3 separate regions of the Homo sapiens genome follow, and regions 2 and 3 are each linked to region 1. A link is an interaction called in ENCODE POLR2A ChIA-PET data of the cell type or tissue named here. Cell type or tissue: HepG2. All regions are shown on one strand. Links, peaks and the distances in the headings refer to the core of each region. The heading gives the core; the rest is flanking DNA.

Region 1 (9,878 bases), core at 1,168-9,167:
TTCCACACAGTCTTGTTGTAAGGGTAGTGTGCGCAATGACAGTAGAACTGAATCCTCTAGCTTTCGTGAGCATTTACTAGGTGCCCAGCACTGTGTAGGCCCTAAGGATAAACGAGTGAATAGACTTTCCTAGTTGAAAGAGAGCGACAGCTAGTGGGTATGGGGTTTCTTCTGGGGGTGATTAAAATGTTCTAAAATGGATTGTGGTGATGGTTGCACAACTCTGCAAATACACTTGGAACAGATGAACTGCATGGTATGTGAATCATATTGCAATAAAGCTGTTACCAAAAAAAGTTAAATGTCAAACATAAAACAACGAAGGAATGAGGGAAAAGTACCAAAGTCTATTCTCCACCCACTAGAAACCCCAATGCAATTGATCTGGCATTGTTGGCTTTGGACTCTGGCATTGTAATAGAACTCAACTTGTGATATGGTTTGGCTGTGTTCCCACCCAAATCTCATCTTGAATTGTAGCTCCTATAATCCCCGTGTGTTGTGGGAGGGACCCAGTAGGAGATGATTGAATCATGGGGGACAGTTTCCCCCATACTATTCTCATGGTAGTGAAGAAGTCTCATGAGAGCTGATGGTTTTATAAGGGGTTTCCCCTTTCGCTTGATTCTCATTTTCTGTGCTGCCTGCTGCCAAGTAAGACGTGCCTTTTGCCTTCTGCCGTGATTGTGAGGCCTCCCCAGCCACGTGGAACTGTGAGTCCATTAAACCTCTTTTTCTTTATAAATTACCCAGTTGCGGGTATGTTTTTATCAGCAGCGTGAAAATGGACTAATACAACTAGGGTCTGCTTTCCTGGCACAGTAAGACCAGCTGTCTCCCCAGAGTTTTTGCAGTGGTAAAAAGGAAACAGTTTATTTGCAAGGCTCCAAGCCAGGAGGACTGGGCAGCTAATGCTTCAAGCCTGACCTCCTCAATGGCTTATAGGTAATGTTCTGTCCAACAGGTTCACCTTGCCCTCTGCCTAGACAAACCTGACTTATCAAGACTGGGGAATTACAATAGAGAAAGAGTAATTCATGCATAGCCGGCTGAGGGAGACTGGAGTTTTATTATTCCTCAAATCAGTGCCCCTGAGCATTCCAGGATCAGAGTTTTTAAAGACGATTTGGTGGATGGGGGTGGGGGTGCAGTGAGAATGGAGTGCTGATTGGTTGGGTCGGAGATGAAATCACAGGGAGCCGAAGCTGTCCTCTTGCACTGAGTCAGTTCCTGGGTTGGGGCCACAAGGTCAGATGAGCCACTTTATCTGGGTGGTACCCACTGACCCATCAAGTGCACGGTCTGCAAAATACCTCAAGCATTGATCTTGGTTTTTACAATAGTGGTGTTATCTTCAGGAGTAATCTGGGGAGGGTCAGCATCTTGTAGCCTCCAGCTGCATGATTCCTAAACCATAATTCCTAATCTTGTGCTTAATTTGTTAAGTCCATTTTCACACTGCTGTCAAGAACTGCCCAAGACTGGGTATAACGGAAAGAGGTTTCATTGACTCACAGTTCGGCATAGCTGGGGAAGCCTCAGGAAACTTACAATCATGGTGGAAGGTCAAGGAGAAGCAAGGCACTCTCTTCACAAGGTGACAGGAAGGAGAATGAACGCAGGAGGAACTGCCCAACCCTTATAAAACCATCAGATCTCATGGAACTCACTCACTATCATAATTCCTAATCTTCTGGTTAATTTGTTAAGTCCATTTTCACACTGCTGTCAAGAACTGCCCAAGACTGGGTATAAAGGAAAGAGGTTTCATTGACTCACAGTTCGGCATAGCTGGGGAAGCCTCAGGAAACTTACAATCATGGTGGAAGGTGAAGGAGAAGCAAGGCACTCTCTTCACAAGGTGACAGGAAGGAGAATGAACGCAGGAGGAACTGCCCAACCCTTATAAAACCATCAGATCTCATGGGAACTCGCTCACTATCACGAGAACAGCATGGGGAAACTGCCTGCGTGATTCAGTCACCTCCACCTGGTCTCTCCTTTGACACGTGGGGATGATGGGGATTATAATTCAAGATGAGTTTTGGGTGGCGACACAAAGCCTAACCGTATCACCTACAAATGCAGTCTAGTTCCCAGGCAAGAAGGGAGTTTGTTTTGGGAAAAGGCTGTTATCGTCTTTGTTTTAAATGATAAAGTAAGTTCCTCCCATAGTTAGTTCAGCCTATGCCCAGTAATGAACAAGGACAGCTTGGAGGTTAGAAGCAAGATGGAGTTGATTAGGTCAGATCTCTTTCACTGTCTCTTATAATTTTGCAATGGCGATTTCAGTGCAGGTTTTTAAAGGCAGGGGTAAATTTCAGTCAAGCAGAAGTTACAGGCAAAATTGTAAATCAATACATTGAGATTACATATCAATTTTGGCCTAAAAGGGCTGCATACGTTGAAGCTGGGGCTCACAGGTCATAGGTAGATTGAAAGATTTTCTAATTTGCAATTGGTTAAGGAAGAGAAGCTTTGTTTAAAAATCGGGGGTCAAGGCCAGGTGCAGTGGCTCACGCGTATAATCCCAGCACCCTGGGAGGCCGAAGTGGGCAGATTGCTTGAGGCCAAGAGTTGGAGACCAGCCTGGCCAACATGGCGAGACCCCCGTCTCTACTAAAATTACAAAAATTAGCCGCGTGTGGTGGCGCCTGCCTGTACTTCCAGCTACTCGGGAGACTGAGGCAGGAGAATTGCTTGAACTCGGGAGAGGGGGGTTGCAGTGAGCCAAGATTGTGCCACTGCACTCCAGCCTGGGCGACAAAGCAAGACTCTGCCTCAAATAAATAAATAAATAAAAATAATAAAAATCGGGGGTCAGCAGAAAAGAATGGCATCCCTGGCCCATGGGTGTGACTCCCTCCAGGCCTCTCTGGAAGACACTTAGAACAAGGAAAGATGGTCAGAATTCAGTCCTTAGTCTTCCTTTATCTGACGTCTATATGCCAGTGGATCCATTTGGTAGGGTCCTGGGTTTCTGAAAAACAACTCAGACATATATGCTAAGATGTTTATCTTCAGTTTCTATAGAAAACAAAACATCTCCAGATTCTAACTTCCTTGGCTATTGTTTTAGGCTACTATTACCTTCTTACTGATAAGTTGCTTATTGACTTTTCAAGGCTAGCTAGGTGCCTAGAATTTCCTTTGAGGGAACTCAAGATTTTCCTTTATTTCCATGCTTGGGGTGGGGGTCTCCCACAGACCCCAAAAGGGAGTCCCTGTGTTACTGGTGGAAGGTGTCCAGGTTCTTGGTGTTTTGAACAAAGAATTGGACAAAATGCACACACAAACAAAATAAGCGAGGAAAGAATGAAGCAACAAAAGCAGAAATTTATTGAAAATGAAAGTACACTCCATAGGGTGGGAGTGTGCCTGAGCATAGGGGCTCAGGAGCCCCAATACAGAATTTTCTGAGGTTTAAATACCCTCTAGAGGTTTCCCGTTGGCTACTTGGTGTACACCCTATGTAAATGAAGTAGTGGCCCACAATTAGTCTGATTGGTCGCAGAAAGCTTTTGCAGTTGCTTTCTGCGACCAATCAGATATACTTTCAATTTCTCATGTGACACACAGAAAAGGAGGAGGGTTTGCAAAGGGAGTAGCCTCCAGTCCTTTTGTTACTTATGTGTGGAAAGTTGGGGTTTTTCTTTTGATTTAGTTCTAGGAAGTTGGCCCTAGGTTCCCTGCCTCCAGACCATATTCTCCTGCCTCACCTGATCCATCTCAGCATTAGTAATTTTTTTTTTTTTTTTTTTGAGACAGAGTCTTGCTCTGTCACCCAGGCTGGAGTGCAGTGGCGAGATCTGGGTTCACTGCAGTCTCCGCCTCCGGGGTTCAAGTGAAGTGATTCTCCTGCCTCAGCCTCCTGAGTAGCTGGGACTACAGGCGCCCGCCACCATGCCCGGCAAATTTTGTTTTTGTATTTTTAGTAGAGACTGGGTTTCACTGTGTTAGCCAGGATGGTCTCAACCTCCTGATCTCGTGATCTGCCCGCCTCGGCCTACCAAAGTGCTGGAATTACAGGTGTGAGCCACCGCGCCTAGCCGAGCATTGGCAATTTTTAAAGCTTTGCACCTGATTGTGATAAGCAGGGACGGTTAGGAACCGCCAGGCCTGTTCCCCTCTCTCATTTCACAATTCTCCAAGGATTAGTCTGGCTGAAAGGTACAGAAACCCATCCAAGCTTATGTAAGCACAAAACAAACAATTACTGGAAGGACAGTGGAGTCTCCTGAAGCCCTAGGGCATTACATTCATTTCCCAGAGCTGCCTAACAAATTGGTGCAAACTGGATGGCTTAAGCAACAGAAATGTATTCTCTCTCGGTTCTGGATGTATTCTCTTTCGGTTCTGGAGGCCAGACATCCAAAATCGAGGTGTCAACAGGGCCTTGTTCCCTGCTAAGGCTCTAGAGGAGACTCCTTTGCCTCTTAGCTTCTGGTAGTGTTAGTGAAGTAGTGTTGTTGACTGGGGTAAATACCCAAGGTTCGTTGTCTCTCTCCAAGCAGATTAAGGACACAGACACTGACATACAGAGGAGTGAGTTTAGGAGTGGAGGTTTAATAGGCAAAAGAAAGAGAAAAGGGAACAGCTCTCTCGGTCTCTCTCGAGAAGTCCCTGAATGGGAATTCCGGCCTGTGGCAGACTGCACCAAATTTTATAGACAAGCTTGAGGAGGTGGTGTCTGATTTACATAGGGCCCACAGATTGGTTGGAGCAGGTGTGACGTTTGCATAGTGCATGGGAAGGCTGGCCACCCCACCCTAATCTTATCATGCAAATGAACTTTCCACTTGGGCGGCGCCATGTTGTCTTCTCCTTACTGTACACATGGCTGGCAAAGAGAAGGGAGCGTGGAGCCGCCATTTTGAACATACCTAGACCAGGTGGCCTTTTCCTATGGGCACAGCTGCCAGCATTCACCCGTGTAAGCTTCCAGCTCCCTTGACTATGTCTACAGCTCGATTTTACTGGCTGCTCCTTGTTAGAAAAGAAAATGATTTGGGGGTTGCTTTTCATTAAAAGGAAAACCTTACCGAGGACTTCCTTACCCTATCTGCCTAAATAATTTCTTCTTCACTCCTGTATCATTAGCAGTAGCAAATCCATACGAGTCTGAAGCAACTTGATACTTGCCTCCTCAGAGGAAATAATTCCACCAGCGGGCATAAGGCAGAGTGAGAGACCGAGGCAAGTTTTAGAGAAGGAGCAAAAGTTTATTAACAAGTTTTAGAGCAGGAATGAAAGGCAGTAAAGGACACTTGGAAGACGGCCAAGTGGGTGATTTGAGAGATCCAAGTGCACCGCTTGACCTTTGATTTGGGGTTTTATATGTTGGCATGTTCCGGGGTTTTATATGTTGGCATATTCCAGGGTTTTATGTCTCTCCTCCCTTCATTTTCCCTCAGGGCAGGTTGTGCGCATGCGCAGTGGCCTGCCAGCGCTTGGGAGAGGCTGCAAACACAGTGTATTTACAGAAGTCATGGGCCTGATTATTTGAGATGTTTTTCCCTCACCAGTTGAGTGTTCCTAGAGGAAGGTCATATACCAGTTAGACTCCGCCATTTTGCCTCTTAATGTGCATGCTTGAGCCCAGTTGCCCAACTCCTGAGATCTCATCGGGAAACCGCTGATAACTTCAGGTGTTTTCTGTCTGTTGGGAGATGGCCTTTCCCTGGCACCAGCTGTGACCAATTATTATTTTAGAGAGACAATTTTAACAACTGCCTGACATCACCTGATGGTTGCCTGGCATTCCTTGGGGGGGAAATCCCCTCTCCTTTCTTGCTCATGGCTGCCTGGCTACCTACTCTAACAGTAACACACACAATTCTTGGCATTGCTTGCCTTCTGGTTGCACCACTTCAATCTCTGCCTCCATCTTCACGTGACCCTGTGTGTGTCTGTGTGTCTTCTCTTCTCCTCTTTTTTTTTTTTTTTTTCTAAAAGACAGGGTCTGGCTGTGTTGCCCAGGCTGGTCTAGAACTCCCAGGCTTAAGTGATCCTCCTGCTTCAGCCTCCCAAGTAGCTGGGATTACAGGTTCAGGCCACCATGCTTGGGTCTCTTTCCTCTTCTCATAAGGACACAAGTCATTGGGTTTAGGGTCCATGCTAATAAGTATGACCTCATTTTAGCTTAACTATTATAATTACATGTGCAAAGCAACTTACAAATTACTTTGGAAATAGAGTATTTCCAAATAGAAGAGATATAAACTGGGGAAAACTATTTCCAAATAGGGCACACATGAACTTTGGGGGTGCCTTAGTCTCTGTGGCTTGCTCTAGACCGGGGGCTTGTAAACAACATTTATTACAGTTCTGGAGGCTGGGAGGTGCAAGATCAAGGTGTTGGCAGATACAGTGCCTGGTGACGGCCTGTTCCTTATAGATGGTACCTTCTCACTGTGCCTTTGTGTGGTGGAAGGGGCAAACAAGCTCCCTTGGGTCTCTTTTATAAGGGCACTAATTCCATTCATGAGGGTTCTACCTTCATAATCTACTCACTTCCCAAAGGCCTCATTTCTTAATACTATGACCATGGAGGTTAGGATTTCAGTGGGTGGCACCTGTAGGCAAGTGGAAGATGATGGGAAAGGTATGTGGCACACACGCACGTGAGCAGCATTGGCCAATGACTTGGAGACTTGGGCTAGTCATAGGTCTGTGAGCTGACGCAGGCCACTTGTGTGAGTAGGTGGTTTCTCCTGGGAGTTGCTGCAGCTGAGGCTGGGGAATGCCTCTATTGGTGAGTGACAGAACACATGGATGAATGGCTTGGAGACAGAGGTTTGCAGATGTTGGGGGCCCAGCCAGTTGTTGGGTGATTCTGGCTAAGATCTAGAGAGCAGTGGAGGGCACTTGGGAATGTCAGAGTGCTGTCAATGGTTATTTGGAGAGTAAAGTCACACCACGAGCTCCTGAGTGAGCAGGGGTCCTGGTGAGTCGATGGGTGTTGGTGCGTGCTTGGAGAGGGCAGGGAGCGGCTCTGCGGTGCTGACGAGTGATTTGGGGAATCAGACCCAACCCACAAGATTTACCACGGCAGGAGCAGTGACACCATCATCCAATGCACCAATGGCTGGGAATGGGGAGCGGCTGGCAAGCCTATTGCCCTTCTTCGTGCAGTGGTGGACTCCTGGTTAATGAGAGAAACCAACTTTCTGTCCTATCCAAATATTATGTTCTCCTTACCCCTGGTTCTGCTTCCAGATCCAGAAAAAATGATCAACGTCAGTCGTGGGCAGGCAGACAAGCTGTCCCACATTTTTTATTCTGAAGGGATTTGAGCAGAAAGAGCCCAAGTGGGTTTAAGTTTTTGCCTCTTAATTTTCTCAAACCTCATCTTCAGCCCTCTCTCTTTTTTTTATTTTTTCTCTTTGGCATCCTAGCACTTGGTGTTTGGGACAGGGTTAGTGTCATTGGCATGGATGATTTTCTTCTGATAAATTGGTTTACCTTCACCAAAGGGAAAAAAACAACTAGTTCCCTCCCAGCACCCCTATCTGAGCCTCTCCTCACCCCCTGCCTTTGCAGAAGACCCTGGCTTTGTCATGACCATTTACTGAAGGCTCTCAGCCAAGGCCAAGCACTCCACTAAGCCATTTACTAACACTACTGCATTTCAAAATTGTATGCAATTTAGTATGCAGGATGTGCAGGTTTATTACATAGGTAAACGTGGGCCATGGTGGCTTGCTGCACCTGTCAGCCCGACACATAGGTATTAAGCCCAGCATGCATTAGCTATTTTTCCTGATGCTCTCCCTCCCCACACTCACCCTGCCCTCTCAATTTTTTTTTTTTTTTTTAAGAGACAGGGTCTTTCTCTGTTACCCAGGCTGGAGTGCAATGGTGCAATCATAACTCACTGCAGCCTAGAACTCCTGGGCTCAAGAGATCCACCCACCTCAGCCTCCCAAGTAGCTGAGACTACAGGAACACTCCATCACATGTGGCTAATTTACAGAGAAAATTTTTGTAGACATAGGAGGGTCTCACTATGTTGCCCAGGCTGGTCTTGAACTCCTGGCCTCAAGTGATCCTCCTGCCTTGGTCTCCCAAAGTGCTGGGATTACAGGTGGCAGGCACTATGCCCAGCCCATTACTCCCATTTTAAGCCTCACTGTGTATTTTACAGATGAGAAAACTGAAGCTTGAAGAGGTCAAGTTGCTTCTCCAAGTTCATCCAGAGGGTGGAAGGGCAGAGTCAGGTCTCCAATCAATCCTGGCCGCTCAGCTCAAGTGCTTTTTTTTTTTTTTTTGAGACAGAGTCTCGCTCTATCACCCAGGCTAGAGTGCAGTGGTGCGATCTCAGCTCACTGCAAGCTCCACCTCCCGGGTTCATGTCATTCTCCTGCCTCAGCCTCCCGAGTAGCTGGGACTACAGGCACCCGCCACCACACCCGGCGAATTTTTTGTATTTAGTAGAGACGGGGTTCCACCCTGTTAGCCAGGATGGTCTCGATCTCCTGACCTCGTGATCCGCCCACCTTGGCCTCCCAAAGTGCTGGGATTACAGGTGTGAGCCACCGCACCCGGCCAGCTCAAGTGCTTTTAGTGGTCACCCTCTCATCTGTCTCTCTGTAATTTTTTGTTTTTTTTTTCTTTCTTGAAATGAAGTCTCATTCTGTTGCCCAGGCTGGAGTGCAGTGGCGCAGTCTCAGCTCACTGCAACCTCCGCCTCCCAGGTTCAAGCAATTCTCCCGCCTCCCGAGGTGGTGGCTGACAGCCTCCCGAGTAGCTGGAATTCCAGGTGTGTGCCACCACGCCTGGCTAATTTTTGTATTTTTGGTAGAGATGGGGTTGTTTCACCATGTTGACCAGGCTGGTCTGAAACTCCTGACCTCAAGTGATCCGCCCACCTCAGCCTCCCAAAATGCTCATCTGTCTCCTTGTTGATGTCTTCTTTCCAGAAAAAGAAAAAACCAAACTGCAGAAGCAGAGAGAGGATGAGCTAATCCAGAAGATCCACAAACTGGTGCAGAAGAGAGACTTCCTGGTGGACGATGCGGAGGTCGAGCGGTTAAGGTGAGTGCACTGCGGGTACCCGATCACTGGGCTGCAGGACAGCAACCTTCTGCTTCCTTCCAGAACCCATCTTCTGCTCCTGGGACTCACAGCCTTGCCTAACAGGCATGGCCTTGATCCACAGTCTCTGGACACTGAATCCCAAGGAACCCCAGCCTTCTGGCTTGAGAATTCATTTTGTATATAAGAGAATTTCAAATCTGTGCCTCTTGAGGGAATGTTGTTCCAGGAAGTGACCAGGGAGGAGTCACATCCCATAATACATGGCAGAGCTTCCTTCACATCCTGTCACTCCTGAAGGCAATGTCTTGAAACTTCTGCTATCAGTTTCTACCGAAACTCTGCCACCTGAACTGACTTGCTCCCAACCTCTGTCCTCCCAACCTCCCAGCTTTGTTCTCCCCTTTCCCTTCCCCTTAGTGGCGCCAATGCCCTTTTCTAAGTATCAGGGTCTTCTCTTTGCATCTGCTGCCTTGACCTCGACAACCACAGCCCTGGAGCTGCAGTGTAAAAACATGTTGTAAATGTTGAAAATGTGGAAAGCTGTACATGTTGGTTCTTGATTTTTGTTTCCTTACACCAGAGCAAAGCTTTTAGGGCCTTTCACAAGGAAAAAGGCCCTTCCAACCCAGAGGGCAACTTGCTCTTTATTGTCTGTGTTCTCAGAGACCTTTCTTCAAGGGTCCTGGGACTAGCAGTTCCACTGCCCTTCTTCATGCTGCAATGGACTTCTGGTTAATGAGAGAAACCAACTTTTCCCTCCTATCCAAATATTATATTCTATGGTCGGGTACAGTGGCTGACGCCTGTAATCCCAGCGCTTCTGGGAGGCCAAGGTGGGT
Region 2 (9,878 bases), core at 712-8,711, 51 kb after region 1:
TTTATAGATCCATAGTCACTTTCTCTTTTTTTTTTTTTTTTTTTGAGACGGAGTCTCGCTCTGTCACCCAGGCTGGAGTGCAGTCATGCGATCTGAGCTCACTGCAACCTCCACCTCCCAGGTTCATGCCATTCTCCTGCCTCAGCCTCCCAAGTAACTGGGACTGCAGGCACTCACTACCACGCCCGGCTAATTTTTTGTATTTTTAGTAGAGATGGGGTTTCACCGTGTTAGCCGGTTAGCCAGGATGGTCTTGATCTCCTAACCTCATGATCCTCCCGCCTCGGCCTCCCAAAGTGCTGGGATTACAGGCGTGAGCCACCACGCCCGGCTGATCCATAGTCACTTTCTACAGTGATCTGCCACCAACTCAGCAGAACAAACACAATGCTAAAAGGAGCTCATGGGAATGCAACACGGCCTTACGGCTTCTCTGTCTCCCAAGCATCAAGAATTCCTTGGTGTGAGAGACAGTGATAAATAATTACCATGGTTTACAGAAAACTTTACTTCCAAATAGCTTCCTATACAGAACCATATGAATCAGAACCACCAATGCACGGCTCGTTTGGGCTTTTTCCTCAACACAGCGAACATAGGGACATCTTTACATGCCCCCCTGCACTGGCCAGGGACTCTCCAACAGGCTTCTCTTTCTGACCTCTGCTTACCACAATTTCCAGATGGAGGAAGAAGAAATGGTGAAAGCATTGCCCCTAAATGTTAACGATGATTACCTGAGGAGAGGGGGACTGGCAGAAGAGTGATGGGAGACTTACTTTGTGCATTTCAGTACTATCTGAATTCTTTTCAACAAACATACTATTTCATAATCCTTCCTATTACATGTAACCACCCCCATGGGTCAAGAAGCTGGACTCACCTAGAAGACCAAGACTGAGATGCGAGCAGAGGACTGACTTGCCTGGATGCAACTAACTTGCTAAAAGCAGACGGGTAACTCACTTGGAATACAGTCTCCTCTTTATCTTTTTTCTCTACAGGAGAACTGGTAACACTTCGGGCACTGAGGTTCTCCTTTCTAACAGAAGGGGAAAATTGAAGGCAAAAGGTCATATGTCTTCCTTCACATTCAAGAAGCAGCTATGAGAAAGAGTAGTTTCACATACTTCTGACTGGTTTTGTAAACGGGTTCTGCCACCCCCGAGTTTTTCGGCGTCGACACTGCAGCACTTGAGTTACCGTGAGTGGGTACGACCAGCCTCAGGTGACCTTGCTGGTGCTCACTGTTTCTATGACCAGTTTTTGACTCCATGCGGCACAGCTCCTTCAAAGACACAAGCACAGTGGGGTTTAAATTTTAAGTACCCAAGATGTGTTAGATCCTTTACAGAAAACGATTGACTTTGAGTATCATCAAACACTGAAATCAAAAAGGGACACGCCAAAAGCAAGCGGGCACGTAAAACACAGAAACAAACCAAACCTACCATAAACTTCAGAAAGCAAGAGGTATCAAAATTACCTGTAAACTTTTAACATTTGTATTTTTTGTAGCAGATCCAGAATTTGCCTGTGACCCTTTTCCAGGCGTGGCTTTGGCACTGGAAGATTGTTCACTTGCATCTTTGATGAGGCACAATTTTGGATTCTTAAGTTTTTTGGGAGACTTCACTTTATCAGCAATTGCATTTGAACTCTTTGTTTCACAGAGTTCTCTATTTTTTGGAGTAAATGACACAATGATCCTATTACCAAAGACATCTTCGTTTTCCATTCGCTTCTGAGCGCGCTCTGCACTATCTTGGTTTATGAAGCGGAGAATTGCACTGCAGCCTGTGATACTCAGCACTTTCCCACCACAATTATCGGACAGGCGTCTGAGCCTGTTGCTGACGCTCTTGCCATCCTTATTTGCTGGTAGGTTATAAACATAGAGCAGAGTGTGGCACTGCTAATACAGAGGAAAGAAGTGTTACGTCAGGTTAATTCAAGGGCACACATTCAATTTCAAAATAAGAACAATGGGTGACCTCCAAACTTCAGTTAACAACTTTGAAGAGAAGATGACAGTGATTTAGATGGGAGAGGGTAAATTATTTAGTGTTGACAAAGTAACTGAATATTGTTTTAAAGAATATGCTTTAGCTGGGCATGGTGGTGCATGCCTACAGTCCCAGCTACTCAGGTGGGAGGATTACCTGAGCCCAGGAAGATTGAGGCTGGAGTGACTGTGCCACTGCACTCCACTCTGAGTGACAGAGTGAGACACTGTCTCAAAAAATAAAAATAAAAAAGAATATGCTAGGCACAGAGGTCTGTATACTATATGATTCCATTTCTATAAAGCATCCAGAAAATACAAATCTACAGAGACAGAAAGATTAGTAGTGCCTGGGAGTGGGGAAGGGGATTAATTATAAATTAGCATAATAGATTTACTGAGGTGACAAAAATATTCTAAAATTGTACAACTCAATTTACTAAAAATTATTGTACACTTAAAAGAGCTGAATTTTGTAATATGTAAATCATATCTCAACGAAGTTGTTTTTTAAAAGTCTATTTATTCTGCAGGTCTGCTGAATAATAACTTATAGAGCCAGAAGGTGAGCAGGGTCAGTCCTGGTTGGTTTTTGCATAGGAGAATGCCTGGGAATACTAGGAGCTATAGGCTTAAGTAAACAAAAATTTTTTTAAAACCCAACAATTTAGAGCCTGTTCAGCTTCAACAGCAGATTGCCAGTAGTTAGGCTGGAAGTTTTATTTGGCAGTGGGTAGTCATAATTCTTCCAGATAAGTTGAAATTTATGTATTAAGAAGTAGAACTTGGCCTGGCACAGTGGCTCACGCCTGTCATCGCAACACTCTGGGAGGCCAAGGCAGGTGGATCACCTGAGGTCAAGAGTTGGCGACCAGCCTGACCAACATGGTGAAACCCCATCTCTACTAAAAATACAAAAAAAGTTAGCTGAGCAAAGTGGCAGACGCCTGTAATCCCAGCTACTCCAGAGGCTGAGGCAGAATAATTTGCCTGAACCCAGGAGGCGGAGGTTGCAGTGAGCTGAGATGGCACCACTGTACTCCAGCCTGGGCGACAGAGCGAGATTCTGTGAAAAAAAAAAAAAAAAGAAAGAAAGAAAGAAGGAAGTAGAACTGGAGAAAAAGAAAGAAAAGAGAGAGAGAGAGAGAAAGAACGAACAAACGAACGAACGAACGAACTGGCCAGGCATGGTGGCTCATGCCTGTAATCCCAGCACTTTGGGAGGCCGAGGCGGGGGGATCACTTGAGCCCAGGAGTTCAAAACCAGCCTGAGCAACACAGTGAGACCCCATCTCTATTAAAAATTTTTAAAAATTGCCAGGCATTGTGGCTCACTCCTCTAATCCCAGTACTTAGGGATGCTGGGGCAGGTGGATCACTTGAGGTCAGGAGTTCAAGACCAGCCTGGCCAACATGGTGAAACCTCGTCTACAAAAAACTAGCCAGAGGCTGGGCACGGTGGCTCACGCCTGTAATCCCAGCACTTTGCGAGGCCAAAGCGGGTGATCACCTGAGGTCAGAAGTTCGAGGCAAGCCTGGCCAACACAGTGAAACCCCCTCTCTACTAAAAATACAAAATTAGCCAGGCGTGGTGGCGGGCGCCTGTAATCCCAGCTACTCGGGAGGCTGAGGAAGGAGAATCAATTGAACCCGGCAGGTGGAGTCTGCAGTAAGCGGAGATCACGCCACTGCACTCTAGCCTGGGTGACAGAGTCTCAAAAAAATTTTTTTTAAATAAGAATAATATTTTAAAAAGCAGAACCATTAAAGCACCAGGAGAAAACTTAAGATAATTATATAAAGGGTTAAATCCAGAAACCATAAGAGAAATCACTAACAACAGGCAAAGGATGTGAACAATTTACAGAAGAAATAAAAAGCAAACAACGATAATCATAAAAGGATATTTTGCACTGTGTTAAAGATTAAAAGTCAATTATAAGATGATGCTGTTTTTCACTTACTGGCCTGGCAAACATTTAAAACAGACACTCTTATGAGTGTAAATTAGTACCACCTTCCTGGAGGAAGACATGGATCTTGCTAGTAAAGTTCTAACCCAGAACTCTTATGCCTTGGAAATTACCCTATGGTATGTCAGCCCAGGAGCCTAAAGATATAAATTACCTTGCTGGAAATGGTAAAAAACAAAACAAAACACAAAACTGGGTATAAACAAAATGTCCACTAACAGGTAGACTGGTTAAATAAAGACCAGCCATACAAGTACTTTTCAAACCAAAGTTCTGGTTTTTAAAATGTGGCAGATTTATATTAATATATATTAACATGAAAAGACATCCAAGCTCTGACATAGTTTTTTTCCAAAAGCCACAGAACACTGTATATGTGACACATTTTTTTTTAAACGTACATTTTTTAAATCTGGAGGGCAATACCAAAATATTAACAGTGGTTACTTCTGGAGGGTAGAATTGTGGGGTTTTCACTTTCCACATTTCTAAATATTGTGTTTTGTTTGTTTTTACAATGATCATACCATACTATTCTTTTCTTTCTTTTTTTTTTAGATTTTTTGAGACACAGTCTACTCTGTCACCCAGGCTGGAGTGCAGTGGTGTGATCTCGGCTTACTGCAACCTCCACTTTCAGGTTCAAGTGATTCTCCTGTCTCAGCCTCCCAAGCAGCTAGGACTACCAGTGCCCGCCACCACACCTGGCTAATTTTTGTATTTTTAGTAGAGATGGGGTTTCGCCACATCGGCCAGGCTGGTCTCGAACTCCTGACCTTAGGTGATTGGTGATCTGCCCACCTCAGCTTCCCAAAGTACTGGGATTGCAGGCGTGAGCCACATCACTCGGCCCACACCATACTTTTCTAATCAGAGGCTTTTCTTTTTATTTGAGGGGTACTGACCAATTATCAACAAAATCTACACTTTTCCTATTACACCTGGGACTCAAAACCCAGGCAGTACCAATGTATGTTTAATTTATTAAAATTAAAGGAACAGACTAAAGAACATAAAAAGAAATGTATCTTAAATTATCACTCTAGTGGATGGGAAAAAACATCCAGCAAAACTAAATGGTTTGAATTATCAAAACATTGTTTTGGTTTTTTTAACCATAAGGAATAAGAATCTCCAAAGTGGGCAAGTTCTTACCTAAAACACTACATTTACTTTTTTTTTTTTTTTTGAAACAGAGTCTCGCTCTGTCGACCAGGCTGGAGTGCAGTGGCGCGATCTCAGCTCACTGCAACCTTCACCTCCCAGGAAAAAACACCGTATTTACATAAGGCCTTCAAAGTTAGAAAAGTGACCGTCAAACAGAAGCAGAAGGGAAGAAATGTAACTACAGCCAAGTGACTAAAAACAAATAATGACAAAGGTGAGTTAGGAAAGAGCCTCAAAAGATTAAGGTAAGGCCTGTATATGCTTACTCCCTGGGTAAGCCTCTGGTATCCACAACTCTCAACTGTCCATAGCATGAGTTTCAACTTAAGCCAGACCGCAGGGGGCTTGTTGGGTATCGGGGACACAGGTGACTAGCAGGCAAGTGCCGGAATCAGGATACCCGGGGCCCACTCTCTTAACTGCTGCAATCACCAATGACACGTTTACTTTTTCTAAGAGCTGATTTCTTTCTCCCTTAAATGAAGACTTTGCATGAGATCATGTCTAACGTACTTCTGTAACTCTCAGTTATTAAATTATATGTGAAGACTTTCATTTAACGTATGGGATTGCCCACTCTCCTGGATCACCCACACCATGGCTCCTTCTCCATTATCATTAATTCTTTCAGAGTTACACACATATTCGCCAGCGGCTTAAACACAGCCCAGCACTGCAATAAACATTCTTATCCCAAGTCAAGTCTATCAGAAATGCTAGTCCTGGAAATGTGCTCACACCCTCCTCCCAGTATATGGCATAAACAGGCTACACACAGGTGGAGCAATAACCACTCCTGCTAATTGTGTCCATGCACCACAGGGAATGCACAATAGAAAGCACAGACTCAGAGGCCCGCTGAAGCTTAAGGATTAAATACCGAAAAAAATGCACAATTGACTCCACTTATTTGGTGCCAACCACACAAGTATGTGAGAACCCTCGCCATATTCTCTACCCATAATACTTGGAAGCAAAAAGAATCATGACTTTTAATCCGTTATTTCTATCCACCTGACACAAAACACTGCTAGCTTTGAAGACACTGGCAAGTTGGGAAGGTAAATCTACAAGTCAATTTCATATGATATTTTGAAATAAATAAAAGCAAACTTCATACATACCAATTATCTGTATATTTGTGAGAAGAACCGAAGGTTTCTAAGCCTTACTTCAAAATCTAACCCACCTCTTACAAAGAACAGCCCCATCTGGGCCTGGCAACCCCCTTATTATGGGCTGTCTTTCAGCCTCCACAATGTAATATTGGAAAATGGCAAAAATAACGCAAACCCACTTACTGGCATTTTTAGTGGTAACCTGGGGGGCAAGTCGGAAATGAACTCTTCAAATCTGATCAGCTCGTTAGCATGATGCAGCAGTGCTTCTGAGGCCTGGTTTTTATGGACCAAAATAATGTGGAAACCATGCCTGTGTCTCAGGTCACTAAGTTCCAATGCAAAATTGACATCAGCTGAAAGAAAAGGTACAGACCAACCCCATCCCCAAACATTAGAAACACTTGACAAAGACAGACAACTCTATTGACACCCACTGAGAAGAAAGGAAAGGCTGGACTATATTCAAAATTGCTTCCCCCGTTTCTTAGGAAAGAAACACGTTTCACATCAGAAGAATGTAAGACAATCTTACCAAAAGAATTCCAAGACACATATGTTACTTTCAGTATTAAAAAGGAGCAAATATGTTGGGGAGACTCAAATTTGAAAATTAACTTAAACTTTAAAAATTATTAATACTGAGCACAAGGTAAAAAAAAAAAAAAAAATCACATTTTTCTTTAATAAACCTGGTCCCGGCCGGGCGTGGTGGTTCACGCCTGTAATCCCAGCACTTTGGGAGGCCGAGGAGGGTGGATCACCTGAGGTCAGGAGTTTGAGACCAGCCTGACCAACTGGAGAAACCCCCATCTCTACTAAAAATACAAAATTAGCTGGGCGTGGTGGAACATGCCTGTAATCCTAGCTACTTGGGAGGCTGAGGCAGAAGAATCACTTCAACCTGGGAGGCGGAGGTTGCAGTGAGCCGAGATTGCGCCATCGCACTCCAGCCTGGGCAACAAAAGCGAAACTCCATCTCAAAATAAATAAACAAAAAAATAAAATAAAAAATAAACCTGGTCCCACAATAACTCAAGTTCCAAGGAGGAAATACAGAAATCCACCTAGACCCAATTTTTTTTCTAAACAGTTCTCAACAATAACCATAAACATGTCTCATGTACTTCAGCCTCTTTGGGGATACATTTTACTTTCACATGTTGCTGGCTTCTATGATAATTTCCCACACAGTGAGTTTAGCTGAAATTAGCAGATGTTTCTGTACTTACTTGACACAAGAACCACTGTGGCTGGAGCAGTGTGTGTATTTGCAAATCTGCGGAGACTCTGCCGCAGTTTATCATCAGCGGCATTCTTTGCAGTAGCATTGATGTGGGCAACGGTTACCTGCATTAATTTATAATAAGGGTGAATAAGCAGGAGCTGAGGCTAGAAAATTGCTACACATTCTGCCCATATTTTTTATTTTTTAAATTTTATTATACTTTAAGTTCTGGGGTACATGTGCAGAACGTGCAGGTTTGTTACATAGGTATACATGTGCCGTGGTGGTTTGCTGCACCTATCAACCCATCATCTAGGTTTTATGCCCCCACATGTATTAGGTATTTGTTCTAATGCTCTTCCTCCCCTTCCCCCAACCCCGACAGACAGACCCCAGTGTGTGTTTTTCCCCTCCCTGTGTCCATGTGTTCTCACTGTTCAACTCCCACTTATAAGGCAAGAACATGCACTGTTTGGTTTTCTGTTCCTACATTAGTTTGCTGAGAATAATGACTTCCAGCTTCATCCATGTCCCTGCAAAGGACATTATCTCATTCTTTTTTATGGCTGCATAGTATTCCATCGTGTATTATGTGCCACATTTTCTTTATCCAGTCTATCACTGATGTCTGCCCATATTTTAATAAGTAATTCTTGAGAAAAAAATTCTTATTACTATTGGGAATGGTAAAAAATTACAACAGATCTCAGTAATCTCAACATTGGTTCTTGATATGAACTGGGTTTGTGACTAACCCTGCTCTCATCTCCAATCTTCTGTTTTTGCATTTCTTTCATCCTCCTTTCAGAAAATAAGTAGAATATAGGAAGTGAAATTTGAACTCAGTTAAATTTGCTCTAATAGCTTCTGCCAACAATTTGGAGGTGGTAAAGATCAGACAAATGACTAAAATAAGATTTAAGGCTGTGTTTTATGTCAACTGTCCATGCTACCCATGCAAGCTTGTGCAATCTGCCTTTTGTTGTTGTTTTCTGTTTTGTTTTGTTTTGGGCTTTTAGCAGCTGGAAGCCATAGTTTTTAGTTTCCGTCCCTACTAATAAGCAGAAAAGAGAGATAAGGAAGGTGCTTTACTAGCCCAACCAGAAACAGAAACTGAGAATCCATGATTGTATTCTCTCCCTTGGACACCCCTGGATGGCTTTCAGGATCTGGGGTGAGGTGGTAGAGAGAGGAGGGAGGATATCCCCTAAGGGAGCTAAAATGCATTTATTTCTGTTAAAACTATCAGGCTCGCATATAAGTCCCCAAAGGAAGGAAAGGTTTATTTTGAGAAAGTTGCCTCAGGCACCTGCAATACACAATAATAACTTGCTGGTTTTTGTAAAGAACATGGGTATATCATTTTAGACAAGCAATATGGACTATCAATATAATTAATTATCTAAGAGTCAAAAGACCCAAATTCTAGTTTCAGCTTAAAAGCAGACTCTGGGGGTCAGACAAATCTAGATTTGGATCTTTGCTCTTCCTGGCCAAGTGATCTTAAACAAGTTTCTTCACCTCTCAGGGCCTTAGTTTAATTTGTAAATTGTGAATTATATATTCTACGTGCCTGGTTCAAAGAGCAGTAATGAAAATCAAAGGAAATAATACATATATAACCATTATACCAGTATAGAACTAAAATATAAATTAGGGAGCATAACTGAAAGAATGATTAAATTATTTCTAGTACTTTGGAAGTGATCTTTTGCTAATTTATTTTATTTGAAAACTTGGCACAAATGCAATATCATTAAACAAATTTTCAATCAGAATTCTAAAAAAAAAAAAAACACCACACACACACACACACACACACACACACACGTACAGCACTTTTAGAGGCCAAGGCAAGAGGACTGCTTGATCCCAGGAGTTTGAGACAAGCCTCCACCACCTAACCCTGGATCCTGAAAGCCATCCAGGGGTGTCCAAGGGACAGAATACAGTCATGGGTTCTTAGTTTCTGTTTCTGGTTGGAACATAGGGAGACCTCGTCTCTACAAAAAATAAAAAATGAGCCGAGCATGATGGCGTGCATCTGTGATCCTGGCTAGTTGGGAGGCTGAGGTGGGAGGATCACTGGGGTCCCAGGGTTCGAGGCTGCAGGGAGCCATGAATGCGTCACTGCACTCCAGCCTGGGTGACACTTAGACTCTGTCTCAAAACAAACAAACAAACAAATATCTGCTTATTCCTCTACTGTAGATTAAAATTATTAAATTTTTTTTTTTTACCTGGCAATTATTCAGCTCTTGAATAACTTCCTTGTTTTCTTTACTGATGTCACATACACAGATGAATTCTGCTTCTCTGTGGCCTTTAAAAAACTTCTCACGGATTCTTTGCACAACAGCAGTTGCTGACCGGCCAGAGGGAACGGA
Region 3 (9,878 bases), core at 1,096-9,095, 100 kb after region 1:
TCTGACCTCAGGTGATCCGCCCACCTCAGCCCTCCAAAGTGCTGGGATTACAGGTGTGAGCCACTGCGCCTGGCCTGTCTTTATGTTTTTAAATAACCTAGAGATCAAACTGTTCCTTTTTTCTCCATGTCACAACGGGGAGTCCTGGATCAAAAATTCAGAATGGCGGACTGTTTTAAAACCAAGTTCATGCTGCCCTCCCATTGTTGTGGGCACAAACAACGGACGTCATTATGATTTCTTTCCTTTTGAGGCAGCAGGGAGTTGCCCAGGCCGGAGTGCAGTGGTGCCTTCACAGCCCACTGCAGCTTCGACCTCTCAGGCTCGAATGGTCCTCCCACCTCAGCCTCGCGAGTAGCTAGGACTACAGGCAAGAGCCACCATGCCCTGCTAGTTTTTATTTTTTGTAGAGGCCAGGTCTCACTCTGTGAGCCGGGCTGGTGACTCTCTTTGTAATACACTGATGATATGTGTGAAGGAGGCCCATGTTGCCGTGTGGATGAGGCTTGGAGAGGTTTACGTGGCTTGCTTTGGCTGTGGACACCTTGGGTAGAATGATTTGTCTGAAGAATGATGGAGGCTATAGGAATCTCAACCCTGTTGAGAGTAGGCAAGATTCAAGGTGCTCAGGGGGCAGAGGCACTCAGGACATAATTAAAACAGTTGGTCCGTTGTGCCTGCTTTGAATGACACCTGCCTGTTCCCACCACGTTACATCACTTGCCTAAGAGTCAGCTCTGGAGAGAAGGTTCTGTTGACTGAGCCTGGCTTGTCTCCCGATTGTGGTGGGAGGGTGGGACAGAAAGCCTGGAGCCCCACCCAGGGAGTGTGGTGGGAGGAGTAGTTTCATAAAGAGAGAGGGTCAGGCCAGGTGCAGTGGCTCACACCTGTAATCCCAGCACTTTGGGAGGCCGAGGCGTGCAGATCACTTGAGGTGTCAGGAGTTCAAGACCAGCCTGGCCAACGTGGTAAAACCCGGTCTCTACTAAAAATACAAAAATTAGCCACTATTGTTGGTGGGTGGCTGTATTCCCAGCCACTTGGGAGGCTGAGGCAGGAGCATTGCTTGAACCTGGGAGGCAGAGGTTGCAGTGAGCCAGGATCTTGCCGCTGCACTCAAGCCTGGGCAACAGAGTGAGACTCGGCCTCAAAAGAAAAAAAAAAAAACACGGAGTCTTGCTGTGTTGCCCAGGCTGGAGTGGAGTGTTACAGTCATAGCTCACTGCAGCCTCTAACTCCTGGGCTCAGGCAGTCCTCCCAGTTTAGCCTCCCGAGTAGCTGTGACTCCAGGTGGATGTGTGCTACTGTGTCTAGCCTTCTCAGAAGTCTTAAGTCATTCACTCAGTGTCTGTGTTGTCCTTCAGGAGAAGTTTGAAGTGCAGCACTCTGAAGGCTACCGGCAGATCTCAGCCTTGGAGGATGACCTCGCGCAGACCAAAGCCATTAAAGACCAATTGCAGAAATACATCAGAGAGCTGGAGCAAGCAAATGACGACCTGGAAAGAGCCAAGCGGTATGGGTGGAAGGGAAAAGCACGAGTGGGAGACTCTCCTCTCTGCTTTTTGTCCCCAGCAGCTGGGTACTGGGCCCTGTGCTGAGTATAGGGAACTAAGCAGTGAGCAGAACAAAGCCAGTGCCCTTCTGGATTTTAGTGCCCGGGGGGAAATGGACAATAGTCGAAGAAGTGCAATTTCATTACAGCAGCAAGGCTGGCAGCCCAGGGTGCTGTGGGGGTGTGTAATAGGATGTATTAATTTGGCTGTTGGCCTGGGAGCGTCAGGCGAGCCTTACCAGGGGAAATGCTATTTAGGCTAAGACCAGAGGAATGAGTAGCCATGATGCCAGGAGGGGTGTGAGACAAGAACATTCCAGACAGAACACCAAGCCTGTGCTAAGCCCCTAAGGTGGGAAGGAAGCTTTTTCAAAGAACAGTTTTTTGTTTTTTTTTGGAGACGGAGAGTCTCTGTCGCCAGGTTGGTGTACAGTGGCGTGATTTCGGCTCACTACAATCCCTGCCTCCTGGATTCAAGCAATTCTCATGCCTCAGGCTCCTGAGTAGCTGGAATTACAGGCACGTGCCACCACACCATTCTAATTTTTGTATCTTTAGTAGGGATGGGCTCTTGCCATGTTGGCCAGGCTGGTCTCAAACTCCTTAGCCTCCAAAGTGCTGTGATTACAGGTGTGAGCCACTGCGCCCAGCCCAGTGATTCCTAAACTGATGTTCTGTGGTTTAGCAGAATGATAATGACTAACATTTACAGAAGAATTACTCTCAGCCAAGCAGTTTTTTTGGATAAGAACACTTGTTTTTAAAAAATTTATATATGAATTATATACAGTGAAATGCGCAGATGTGGCCAGGCACGGTGGCTCACGCCTGTAATCCCAGCACTTTTGGAGGCCGAGGTGGGCGGATCACGAGGTCAGGAGATCGAGACCATCCTGGCTAACATGGTGAAAACCCGTCTCTACTAAAAATACAAAAAATTAGCCGGGCGTGGTGGCGGGTGCCTGTAGTCCCAGCTAGTCGGGAGGCTGAGGCAGGAGAATGATGTGAACTGGGAAGGGCGGAGCGTGTAGTGAGCCGAGATTGCGCCACTGCACTCCAGCCTGGGTGACAGAGCTAGACTCTGTCTCAAAAACAAAACAAAACAAAAAACAACAAAAAAACAAAAAAAGCACAGATGTTTTTTCTTTTATTTATTTTTGGAAACAGGGTCTTGCTCTGTTACCCAGGCTGGAGGGCAGTGGTGCCACCATAGTGCATTGCAGCCTGAAACTTCTGGGAGCAAGTGATCCTCCTGCCTCAACCTCCCAAAGTTCTGGAATTACTGGCATGAGCCACTGCACCCGGCCTCCTCAGAGAGTTTTTTTTCTGCCTCATTCTTTTTCTCCTGTCCGTCTCGGACGCCATCTATACACATAACCTTTTTATATTGTCAGGCAGGTTCCTAAGGCTCTCTTCATTTTTCTTTTCCCTAATTATTTTTTTGTCTTTGTTCTTCAAATTGAATAATTTCTGTTTATCCAGTTTCAAGTTGATAGACGCCCTCTTCTCTCTCCAATCTGCCATTATAGCAGATGAAATATTGAATTTTCAATATATTGTATTTTTAGATGTAGGATTTGTGTTTGTTCTTTTATAATTTCTGTTCTATTGAGGTTTCTTGACATCCTTGAGCATAGTTGTAAGAGCTGCTTTGAGGTCCTTTTGTGCAGTTTTCAACATCTGGGTCACATTTTCTTTATACTCCACGCATTCAATAACTTTGGGGTTGTATTGTAGGCAGTGTGAGTGGTGTTTCCCACGTGGTGTTTCCCACAGACTATTAGTTGTTTTTTGTTTTTGTTTTTGTTTTAAGACAGTCTTGCTCTGTCGCCCAGGCTGGAGTGCAGTGGTGCGATCTCTGCTCACTGCAACTTCCACCTCCCAGATTCAAGTGATTCTCCTGCCTCAACCTCCGGAGTAGCTGGGATTACAGGTGTGTGTTACCACACCCGGCTAATTTTTGTATTTTTAGTAGAGATGGGATTTCACCATGTTGGCCAATCTGGTCTCATACTCCTGACCTGAGGTGATCTGCCTGCCTCGGTCTCCGAAAGTGCTGGGATTACGGGCTTGAGCCACCATACCCAGCCAGAGATGATGAATTCTTTTATGTTCTTGATTTATTTGGTTTTCTTAGGTGGTTTACTTGGCTGAGCTTACAGCCCAAATTCTGTCTCCCCTTTGATGGGCAGTAGCTGAAATCTCTTTGCTTTTTTTAGCCGTAACTGGGCTGCTTTGTGTCTGCTCTGTGCACGTGTGGTTTGGGGGAGGCCAGAGATGTGGGAAGATACTATATTCAGAATGTGGGGGGGCCCACGGTGATAGATTTCTATCCCTGGAGCTTTAGGCAAAAATCTTGTAAAGATGCAGACTTCACCCAGTCTTGTTCTGTTTTTCTAAGCGTTGTTTTCCAGTTCCTGCCAGTGCACTCAGATTATTGTTGTAAACATTTTACTTAGAATTTATACGAGGTTTGATCTGATACAGGTTTCCTGGTCATTACCAGAAGTGGAAATTCCTTTCTTGTCAATCTGTAGGAGTTCTTTGCATATATATATTTTTTGAGATGGAGTCTCGCTCTGTCTCCCAGGCTGGAGCTGGAGTTCAGTGGTGTGATCTCAGGTCACTGCAACCACTGCCTTCCTGCTTCAAGTGATTCTCCTGCCTCAGCCTCCCAAGTAGCTGGGATTACAGGCGCCCCCCACCACGCCTGGCTAATTTTTGTATTTTTAGCAGAGACGGAGTTTTGCGATGTTGGAGAGGCTGGTCTTGAACTCCTGACCTCAAGTGATCCACCTGCCTCAGATTCCCAAAGCTGGAATTACAGGCATGAACCACTGTGCCTGGCCCTTTGTATATTTTTACTACTAATCTTTTCTCCTGCATTGAAAATAATTTTTTCCGTGGTAATCTTTTGTTTGTTGACTTTGTCTATTGTATCATTTTCCATACAAATATTTCCTTTTTTCTCTTTTGAAAAAAAATTTTTTATACATGTATTTTTCATTTTTAGGTCATCAGTTACATCTTTTTTTAAATACCTTCTAGGTTTGCAGATTTCACTAGGGAAGTCTCCTTGGTTCTTGATTGTTCATGTGTTTTGTGTTTTTTTTGCAATATTTTTTAATTGTTTAATTTTTTTGTATCCTTATTCCTTAGTCTGCAATGAATTTATTTTTGTATCTAGTATAAGATACAAGTTCAATTTTATTTTTATTTTCTTTAGGTGGATAGCCCAGTTGTGCCAGCACTGTTAAACACTGCCTTTTTTTTTTTTTTTTTTTTTTTTTTTTTTGAGACTGGGCCTCGCTCCATTGCCCAGAGTAGAGTGCCATGGTGCAATTACAGCTCACTGGAGCCTTGACCTCCTGGGGCAAGTGATTCTCCCACCTCAGCCTCCTGAGTGTCTGGGACTATAGGCATGTGCCACTATACCTGGCTAATTTTTGTATTTTTTGTAGATACAGGGTTTTTCCATGTTGCCTAGGCTGGTCTCAAAGTCCTGGACTCGGTCTGTCCACCTTGGCCTCCCAAAGTGCTGGGATTATAGGCATGAGCCACCATACCCGGCCTTTGGCATATTTTAAAATTGGGTTGTTCGTTGTTTTTTTTCCCATGATTTCTAGGAGATTTTTATATATTTGTCTGTGACATGAATGGACAGTATTGGGAGTTTGTCATTTGTTTCCAGCTTTGTCTGATGTATATTTTATTGTACAGAGTTACTGATTTGTTTTGTTTTGAGTCAGAGTCTTGCCCTATGGCCCAGGCTGGAGTGCAGGTGCAGGATCTCGGCTAACTGCAACCTCCACCCTCCCAGGTTCAAGCTATTCTCCTGCCTCAGCCTCCCAAGTAGCTGGGATTACAGGCGCCCACTGCCACGCCTGGCTAATTTTTGTATTTTTAGCGGAGATGGGGTTTCACCATGTTGGCCAGGCTGGTATTTGATTTTTTTGTAGTCAGATTTCTTAGTCATAGTTAGAAGGGCCTTGTGCACTCCAAGGTTTATAAAGCAATTAGCCAAGTGTTTTCTTGTAGTATTTTTGTTTTTTCTTTCTTTTCTATTTTTATTTTTGTACTAAACGTGCATTGTTTTTGTTAATACAATTTGGCCAAATGCTGAATAGTTTAGTGTTAAAAATCGGATGAGGTAGAAGCCCAGTTCACCATTATAGAATCAATAAAGTTCTAGGTCACCAAAGTTTTATGTATTTATGTTTTGAGACAAGGTCTCTCTCTGTCGCCCCTGCTGGAGTGCAGTGGCACGATCACTTCAGCCTCCCCAGTAGCTGGGACTACAGTCATGTGCCACCATGACTCACTAATTTGTGTATTCTTTGTAAAGACCGGGTTTCTCCATGTTGCCTAGGCTCCAAAGCTTTATTTTAAAGACTTGAAAATGTTACAATTTTGTGCAAGTTTAATAGTTATATTTAGAACGTTTGACAGTCTTCTCCAAGAACAAGAGTTTCTCAGCACCATCAGCTGTTTGATTGCTCTCATGGTCCTTCTTCTATACGTCCCTCAAACGAAACTACTCACTTTTAACTGAGGACAGGCACTTTGTATAAGAATAACCTTGAAAAGTGTGCAGGACCTAATTGGAAGTAACTAAAAATTAAATACATTTCCTAAAGGTTACTTTGTTTCATATGAGTACTAAGATGCCAAAAAGTTTTACAAAAATTCAAATAGATTTAATCTAGTTTTACTCTTTTCATAAGTTTTTCATTTTATTTTATTTATTTATTTTTGAGACAGAGTCTTGCTCTGTAGCCCAGGCTGGAGTGCAGTGGTGCGATCTTAGCTCACTGCAGCCTCTGCCTCCCAGGTTCAAATGATTTTCCTGCCTCAGCCTCTCGAGTAGCTGGGACTACATTGCATGTGCCATTATGCCCAGCTAATTTTTCTATTTTTAGTAGAAATGGGGTCTCACCATGGTCCTGACCTCAAGCGATCCACCACCTCGGCCTCCCAAAGTGCTGGGATTATAGCCGTTAGCTCTCACACCCAGTCCAACTTACACATTTTTTTTTTTTAAAGAGATGGGGTCACACAGTGTTTCCCAGGCTGGTCTCAAACTCCTGGATTCAAACAATCTTCCCATCTCGGCTTGCCAAAGTGTTGGGATTACAAGCATGAGCCACTGTGCCCAGCCAATTCCATGGACTTTTAAAGCATTTTTTGGCTCAAAAAGGATATGTTCTTAGTTATCTAACCAGTATATCTCTTTATATTTACTGAAAATCTGTTTTCCTATTTAAGTATTTTCAGGTTCTCAATAACTGCACATGAAATTAACAGCTTTCATAGTCACAAATTATTGCAATATTTTGCTGTTATACTAAATATGGGTTTTTTTTGTTTGTTTTTAAGACAGAGTCTAGCTCTGTTACCCAGGCTGGAGTGCATTGGCACAATCTTGGCTCACTGCAAGCTCCGCCTCCCAGGTTCATGCCATTCTCCTGGCCTCAGCCTCCCGAGTACCTGGGACAACAGGCACCCGCTACCACGAACCGGCTAATTTTTTTGTATTTTTAGTAGAGATGGGGTTTCGCCATGTTAGCCAAGATGGTCTCGATCTCCTGACTTTGTGATCCACCCGCCTCAGCCTCCCAAAGTGCTGGGATTACAGGCACTAAATATGCTTTTATACATTAGTTGACAGAATTTCAACATATAAAATACATAAAGCAATTTTCACTCCAGTTACAACTAGCATGCTGACCTTTATTTCAAAGTAAATACGCTAGGTGAGATAGCTCATGCCTGTAATCTGTCATCTTAGTACTTGGGGAGGCTGAGGCTTGAGTATTGCTTGAGCCCAGGAGTTTGAGGACATCCTGGGCAACATAGTGAGACTCCCGTCTCTAGAAACAAATATAAAAACTAGCCGGCTATGGTAGCTTGTGCCTGTGGTCACAACTACTCGGGAGGTTGAGGTAAGAAGGTGAAAGAATCGCTGGGCGCATTGGCTCACGCCTGTAATCCCAGCACTTTGGGAGGCTGAGGTGGGCGGATCACCTGAGGTTAGGAGTTGGAGACCAGCCTGACAAAGATGGTGAAACCCTGTCTCTACTAAAAATGCAAAAATTAGCCAGGCATGGTGGCAGGCGCCTGTAATCCCAGTTACTTGACAGACTGAGGCAGGAGAATCGCTTGTACCCGAGAGGCGGAGGTTGCAGTGAGCTGAGATTGTGCTGTTGCGCTCCAGCCTGGGCAACAGAGTGAGACTTCATCTCAAAAAAGAAAAAAAAAGGTGAAAGGATGACTTAAACCCAGGGTGTCGAGGTTGCAGGGAAATTCAGAAATGCCACTGAAGGGCCAGGCATGGTGTCCAACACCTACAATCCCAGCACTTTGGGAGGCAGAAGCAGGTGCATCACCTGAAGTCGGGAGTTCGAGACCAGCGTGGCCAACATGGTGGAATGCTGTCTCTACTAAAAATACAAAAATTAGCAGGATGTGGTGGTGCGTGCCTGTAATCCCAGCTACTTGGGAGGCTGAGACAGAAGAATCATTTGAACCCCGGAGGCAGAGGTTGCACTCCGCCTGGGTGACAAGAGTGGAACTCCATCTTAAAAAAAAAAAAAAAAAAGGCACTGAAGCTGGTCCCCAGTTCCCTAGCATTCCAGAAGCAAAATAGATTTTGACCAAATAAGGAGTTTGTTAAAATTTCCGATTCAGTCGGAGTTTGTGTTAGGGTACAGTATGAGGTACGAATCTAATAATTTTTTCCTGGTGGGTACCCAGTGGTCCCTAAAACTAGAACTGAACCTGCCATCTTTTTACCAATGATCTGTGATGCCACCTTTATTATAAATTAAACTCTTGTCTATTTCTGGACCTTTGGTTCCTTTGTTCTTACAACCAGTAGCATACTATTCTTCATTGTTGAGGCTTTATAGTAGTGCGTTCTGACTCTCTGGTAGAGCTAGTTCCCTGATCTCTTTTACAGAGTTCCTCTGATCATTCTTGTTTCATTGTCACAGGATCTTTCAAATCAGTCCAGTTTATTCCCCCAGTAGAAACGTATTAAGACAGTGTTAAATTTATCAGTTTAACTTGTGGAGAATTAATTTCTGCATGATAATGGGTCTTCCTCTTTATATACTCAGTATGTCTGCATTTCTGCAAGCATTCTGTACTACTCTACATATTATTATGTGAATATTTTATCTTTGATATGTCAACCTTAGGGCTGTTTTAACTGTTTCTGGTATTGTACTCCGAAGTATTATCCCTTTGTTGTTGGTAGTAGTGTGTTTTTTGTTTTTGTTTTTCGAGACAGGGTCTGGCATTGTTACCCAGGCTGGAGTGCAGTGGCATAGTCATGGCTTACTGTACCCTTGAATTCCTGGGCTCAAGCAGTCCTCCTACCTCAGCCTCCGAGTAGCTGGGACTACAGGCACGCATCATGCACGGCTAATTTTTTTACTTTTTGTAGAGACAGGGTCTCTCTATATTACCCAGGCTGGTCTTGAACCCTGGGCCTCAAGCGGTCCTCACACCTTGGCCTCCCAAAGTGCTGGGATTATAGGCATGAACCACTGTGCTTGTCCCTTTGTTGTTTTTAATCGGTACTGTGGTAACTTTATCCTATCCACTACTTCTAAAGACCCTGTGAGGGTAGGTACTTGTATGACTCCATCTAGACATAGTAGGATATGTTGAATAAATGAACTGATGCAGCCATTAATCAGTGCAGTTATTAATTTGGTGATTGAAGGAACTGAGGATGAAGGAGATCAAGTTCCGCAATGATACTCAGTGAGTTCTAGGTGGAGGAGGAGCTGGGTGTTAACTCCTGGGTTCCTCTCCAAACACGTGCTTCTGACCACTGTGGGATACAGTTAGCAGGTTGTGTAAGGTCTGGGGACAGACACAGGGTCAATAATAAAAATTGCTGAAAATTTATAGATGTGTGCTTATGTGTAAAACATCTGTTGTGTGCTTCCTGTAGGATTTTTTTTTTTTTTTTGGGAAACATTCTTACTCTGTTGCCCAAGCTGGAGTGCAGTGGCATGATCTTGGCTCACTGCAACATTCACCTTCTGGGTTCAAGCGATTCTCCTGTCTCACCCTCCCGAGCAGCTGGGACTACATGTGTGCACCATCATGCCCGGCTAATTTTTGTATTTTTAGTAGAGATGAGGTTTCACCATGTCGGCCAGGCTGGTCTCGAACTCCTGACCTCAAGTGATCCGCCCGCCTCGGCCTCCCAAAGTGCTGGGATTACAGGCGTGAGCCACCGTGTCCGGGCCTGTATGACTTCTTGCCACCCCTTCCCCACCACAATCCTGCATGAAGGTTACTATTACTATCC

What was found. ChIA-PET counts read pairs that join two places held together with the same protein. Peaks named below come from ENCODE experiments on the same cell type or tissue, not always from the same donor. Only the 100,000 strongest peaks of a DNase experiment are listed, where the experiment ranks them.
Region 2: POLR2A ChIA-PET joins it to region 1 with 13 read pairs; 8 of 35 experiments call an interaction of 5 or more read pairs at or near these places.
Region 3: POLR2A ChIA-PET joins it to region 1 with 11 read pairs; 2 of 35 experiments call an interaction of 5 or more read pairs at or near these places.

The regions. Positions count from the first base shown.
Region 1 is chr16:15,572,296-15,582,173 of GRCh38, forward strand. MPV17L-BMERB1 (MPV17L-BMERB1 readthrough) reads left to right here. Exons shown (of 6, transcript NM_001414674.1): 4 at 8,922-9,036. BMERB1 (bMERB domain containing 1) reads left to right here. Exons shown (of 6, transcript NM_033201.3): 4 at 8,922-9,036. Among named protein-coding and RNA genes, the nearest start is that of MIR6506, 34 kb to the right of the region's middle. RefSeq lists an enhancer at 6,851-7,351. In HepG2, for the core only: no CTCF peak of the experiment used is centred there; DNase peaks (open chromatin) are centred at 3,546, 4,186 and 4,696; H3K4me3 peaks cover 1,408 bases.
Region 2 is chr16:15,623,886-15,633,763 of GRCh38, forward strand. It overlaps MARF1 (meiosis regulator and mRNA stability factor 1), which reads right to left. Exons shown (of 27, transcript NM_014647.4): 5 at 9,732-9,878; 6 at 7,496-7,613; 7 at 6,447-6,619; 8 at 1,487-1,915; 9 at 1,131-1,288; 10 at 884-1,042. Among named protein-coding and RNA genes, the nearest start is that of MARF1, 14 kb to the right of the region's middle. In HepG2, for the core only: no CTCF peak of the experiment used is centred there; a DNase peak (open chromatin) is centred at 5,306.
Region 3 is chr16:15,676,437-15,686,314 of GRCh38, forward strand. NDE1 (nudE neurodevelopment protein 1) reads left to right here. Exons shown (of 9, transcript NM_017668.3): 4 at 1,365-1,513. Among named protein-coding and RNA genes, the nearest start is that of NDE1, 31 kb to the left of the region's middle. RefSeq lists an enhancer at 5,696-5,990. In HepG2, for the core only: a CTCF peak has its summit at 5,804; a DNase peak (open chromatin) is centred at 5,845.